Regions from separate parts of the Homo sapiens genome. Here region 1 is linked to region 2. A link is an interaction called in ENCODE POLR2A ChIA-PET data of the cell type or tissue named here. Cell type or tissue: endothelial cell of umbilical vein. All regions are shown on one strand.

Region 1 (2,500 bases), 1.9 Mb after region 2:
AGAGACTCTCCACAGTGTGACGGAACTCTTCCTTGTATTGATATGGAACATGGCCCCTATTATTCAGGCACGGCCCCTATTATCCAGGCACATGAAGCAGCTTCCTATCCCTTTGTATCTGCCCACCTGAAATGACACCTCCTCCATGGAGCCTGGTTTGAATTATTGGGTCTTTGTTGTTTGTCAGTTTGGCTTGGGGCTCTTGAGCCTAGGACTATGTTGTCATCTCCTCTTTTCTGCCCTGTACACTGGGCAAGTTATCTTGCCTAGAGCAGGCAGCTGGAAGGGGTTTAAAAAAATATGATTGAGGCCGGCAGGGCGCAGTGGTTTAGGCCTGTAATCCCAGCACTTTGGGAGGCCGAGGAGGGTGGGTCACCTGAGGTCAGGAGTTCGAGACCAGCCTGGCCAACATGGTGGAAACTCCGTCTCCACTAAAAACACAAAAATTAGCTAGGTGTAGTGGCGCACGACTGTAATCCCAGGTACTCAGGAGGCTGAGGCAGGAGAATCGCTTGAACCCAGGAGGCAGAGGTTGCAGTGAGCCAAGATCGCGCCACTACACTCCAGCCTGGGCGACAAAGCGAGACTCTGTCTCAAAAAACAACAACAACAACAATAACAACAACGAAAAATAAGACAAAAAAGGTATCCGCCCTTTCCCTTCACTCACAAATAAAGTAGTGAAACAAATAATTAAATACTGAGACAGAATAAAATTAAATAATGGGGAAAACAGAATTAATGAAGTAAAATTAATGAAGTAAAACCATAAACCAAATAAAATATTGAAGTGAAATAAGTGAAATAAAATAAAATGAAATAAATAAAAATAAAAGAAATAAAATAAGTCACATGAAACGGAGTTAATGAAGCAAGCTCCGCGGTGGCAGAAGGAGACGTGCGGGTACCTGCCGGCCGGGCTTCGGCGTTTCCGCGGCGCTCTGGGCCCCGGATGTGGGCCACAGCTGAGGGTCAGCTGGAGGGCGGGTGGGGCTCCTCGCCGAAGTGCCCCTGGGCTTGACAGCGTTCCCCGCCCTTCTGGGGCCTGCTGCGCCGACCGTGCCGCCGGTAGGTGGTGCTCTGGGTCCCGAGCCTCGCGCTGCGCCCGCGATTAAGTCCGCCCGGCGCCGCCGCGCCGGCCGCTGGGTCAGTCCGCGCATTTGCGCTCCGGGCGCCTGTGCTCAAGAGAGGGACCCCGGTGGCCCCTCAACTCTGGGTTGTGTCTTCTTCCGTAAAACGTGCATGAAATACCCTTACCCCTTCGGCCCCGCCACCTGCGGTCGCTTGGATGCCACTGAAGACGAACCACGTAATGGGTAGTTTGGAGCCCCTAGTGTCACGCCAAACACAGCGTGTTCGCCACAGGACATAAATGTGACGCTGTAGTGGGGCATGGCTCAGCCAACGCCGTGCCCTTCCTCGCTGGAACAGAGGTTGTTCCAGATACAACTCTCTTTGTCAAGTGTCTCAAGTATGGAGTAAAAAATGTTCACCTGCCCGGCTCCCCAGGGGAAAGGCTATCCATTCAGAAAGTAGCTATTTGTGGCTTTAACCGGGATGAAATAAATGACGGCAGAGGACGTTTGAAGGCGGCCCCGGCCCGAGGACAGAAGTCCCCGGCCAGCCGTGCTGGGGTGGGGGAGGGCCGAGGGTGGGGACGGGGATCTGGGGCCGCTCACATGCAAATGCGCCGGGACAATCCGGCCGGGCGCCTCTGCGCCTCCGGGAGGCCGAGGCAGGAACAAAGCATTAGCATTTTCTACATGTGAAAGGCCTGCATTCCTGGGCGGGGAGGCCCCCGGGGCGCCGCCCCCCTCTTCCCATTCACACTCGGGACCACACAGAGCGCCTCTCGCGCCAAAAGCTCCGAGGTTCGTTTCAGCTTTTCTTTTCATCCGAGCGATGCATACGAAATGTAGATATTTCCCTAAACGCCGGCTTTGACATTTAATGCGATCCTAAGTAGTCTGAAATGTGGACGGGATTAGGAGGAGGCTGGGGGCCCACAGGGACACTTGGCCAAATCCCCCTAAATCCTCCAGGACAATTGTTTGTCACCACACGGATTCCTATTGCCCCAAATGAGGGGGCTAATGAACTTCGCTGCCTCCTCCCGTCGCAGCCCCACTCCCACCCTGGAGCCTGCATTTCTGCCCAGTCCTTTCTAGGAAGAAAGGGAAGATGAATTTTTAAATTGCAAGTTTTCTGCATGGGTTTGGTTACTTTAGTCCAGGCCAAGTTGACTTGGAGGATTGACTTTGACCAGTAACTAACCCACCCGTCCCGGGCTACTATTTAACTCTCACTCCATAAAGGCGCAGAGGTCAAGGATGCTGAGGCCCTGTGAATCTTGGGCTTATGTTAATAGGCCTTCACCACCTTGAAAGAAGTAGGCCCTGGGTGTCGTTGCCAGGCCTAGAAAGGACATGTCACCAAAAATTCTGTTTAGCAGGCTTTATTGTTCACCTAGAACAATCCACACACTGTATAATGCACAGCC
Region 2 (2,500 bases):
TTTAAAATAACCAAAGGAGTACAATTGAATCACTTGTAACACAAAGGATAAATGCTGGACGTGGTGGATGCTCCATTTACCCTGATGGGATTAGTACCCGTTACATCCCTGTATCAAAATGTCTCATGTACCTTATAAATATATATGCCTACTATGTACCCAAAAAATTAAAATTAAAAACTGTTTGTGACACTCTTTGTCAAGCAGACCATCTTATGTGTTGAAGTAGGACATCTGAACAATTCTTGACTTTTTTCAAATTATGAGTATTTGCAATGGTGGCATGCCTATCCTTCCTGGAAGTTTCCATCTACCCTTAATGTCCATTTCTATTAATGCCTTTCCATTTCCACCAGCCATGCTTCTTCACCACCCCATTCTTATCATCATGGTCCAGCAGCAAGCACCTGGGCCTGCTATCTGATGGTCAAAACAGGCTCCAGTACAAGCTCCACGGGCTTTCTCTCCTCACAACACCAAGTTATCTCTTCTGTTTTTCCCCAACCCAAGAATAATCCCAAATAACTTTTAGCCTTTTTCTTTTTTTTTCATGTTTCCAAAGTGATCCCTTCAGAGGCCCACACTGAAGAAAAATGCCCTTTGCCTGGTGCCTTTTCCAACTTTGCTTTTCTCAGCTTTTTACCCATCTGAGTAGCAGCTGCGAATGACTCCATTAGTGATAGCCATTTCCATCACTTGTTCTTCTGTTGACTCTATTTAGGAAACTTCTATTTAAAATGATACAGAAATATTACACTTTTATGAATCTCTGCTGTTCCAAATACATAACATTCATGAGTGTTTTTCTGCGCTTTGTTTACAACCAATGTCTATGTTTTAAGTAAACGATTTGTTTTTCACAGTAAATTTTAGAAGTTCTTACAAAATCAAGGATACTGAATTTATGTGTTTTGGTTATATGTGGCTGCAAAGCTTCTGTGTAGTTCGCGACTTTCTGCTTAACCATATTTTATGATATTGTTTTAAGATAAATGTAAGGTAATGGGATACCTCAATCATTTTCTTCATGGTGGTAGTGTATGTGCACATGTGTGTGTCCAGTTAGAAAAAACTTTTCTACTTCAGGATCATAATATCTCCTGTAGTTTCTCCAAACAATTAAATCCTCATTTCAGTGGTATTTATTCTGGTATATGGCATAAGGTGAGGATGAATGTATGGATTATATAAATAGTCAATGCTCTTACATAATTTATGGAATGGTATACAACATCTACTGTGTACTAAACTTCCATATATTACTGGGTCTCTTTCTGGGTGCTCTGTTATATTCTATTATGCAAATACCACACTCTGTTAATTAAAATACAATTAGAACATGTCTTGATATCTAGCAGAAATAAGTCCTATCTTCCCAAGTTTTAGATCAAAATGTAAATGCTACTAATTGTTTTTTTCTTTCATATTTTAAATATCATTTTGTCAAGCAACCTCCACCAAATAAAAACCCTTCAGATTTTTAGATGAAAGTGCATCAAATCTGTGAATATATCTGGAGAGCTGATATATTGTACATATTAAGGCTTCACATGCATGAATATTACTTAGAGCTCTATATACTCGAGCTCTTCAGTAAAGCCTTATTTTTCCTAAAGTCATTGGGTAAAGTTCTAAGTATCATATATTTTTTCTTGTTACTTGTTAAAAATGATGTTTCTTTTTTCATTGTAATTTTTACCTGGTTATATGTATGTAAATGCTTAAAAGTTTTTGATGTAAATATTGTACCAATAGTACTGAACACTTATCAGTTTTGAATGCTTTATGAAGTTTATTGATTAATATTACCAATGAAAATTCTGAAAAACTATTATTTTTCTGGATTGTGAATGAGTTGATAGAGGAACTCAGAAAAAAATCAACATTGAGTGACAATGAAAACAACAAAAAAACCCTTTAAGACTCTTTAAAAGAGCCTGAAAATAAAAAATTAAAAAACGCACTTAAGGTACACTAAAAACAAGAACAAAACATTACTAATCTAAAAATAAATTTATTTTGTATGAAGTTACTTTTATTGAAATATCTGAAAAAGACATTAATGAAAAATATATTTTGTGCACTTGGAGAAAAGTAAAGAAATGGCTTTGATTAGAAGATAGATAATCGGAATATACAGGGTAATACAAAAAAGACTTAAGACAGAAGTTAGATGTGAAATATATTAGAGAAAACATAAAATCCTCAATATAAAAAATATCTTGCCAGGAATCAATTAAAATTAGCTCATCAGAGTGAAAGATAAAACTGAGAAATGGAAACAAAATGTATCACAGGAAGACCAAGGGATTAAAAATTATAAAAGTAGAGTGAAGAGATATGATAGATAAGCTAGGAAGCTTCAACATACATACAACTGCAATCCTAGAAAAACAAAAAAAAGAGAAGACAAAAAAAAGCTAATAAGTTCCTATAATTGAGGAAAGCCTTAAGTCCTTTTAAATAAAAAGTGTCATATAAGTACAGATTAAAATAAACA

Evidence for each region. Peaks named below come from ENCODE experiments on the same cell type or tissue, not always from the same donor. Only the 100,000 strongest peaks of a DNase experiment are listed, where the experiment ranks them.
Region 1: POLR2A ChIA-PET joins it to region 2 with 5 read pairs; 2 of 35 experiments call an interaction of 5 or more read pairs at or near these places.

What each region holds. Positions count from the first base shown.
Region 1 is chr3:32,780,219-32,782,718 of GRCh38, reverse strand. No RefSeq gene overlaps it. Among named protein-coding and RNA genes, the nearest start is that of TRIM71, 37 kb to the left of the region's middle. RefSeq lists enhancers at 859-938, 703-1,422, 1,359-1,438, 1,423-2,144, 2,145-2,500 and a silencer at 1,039-1,118. In endothelial cell of umbilical vein, a CTCF peak has its summit at 1,087 (motif pointing right); DNase peaks (open chromatin) are centred at 1,108 and 1,318; H3K4me3 peaks cover 1,215 bases; H3K27ac peaks cover 436 bases.
Region 2 is chr3:34,718,037-34,720,536 of GRCh38, reverse strand. No RefSeq gene overlaps it. Among named protein-coding and RNA genes, the nearest start is that of LINC01811, 560 kb to the right of the region's middle. In endothelial cell of umbilical vein, no CTCF peak of the experiment used is centred here; no DNase peak of the experiment used is centred here.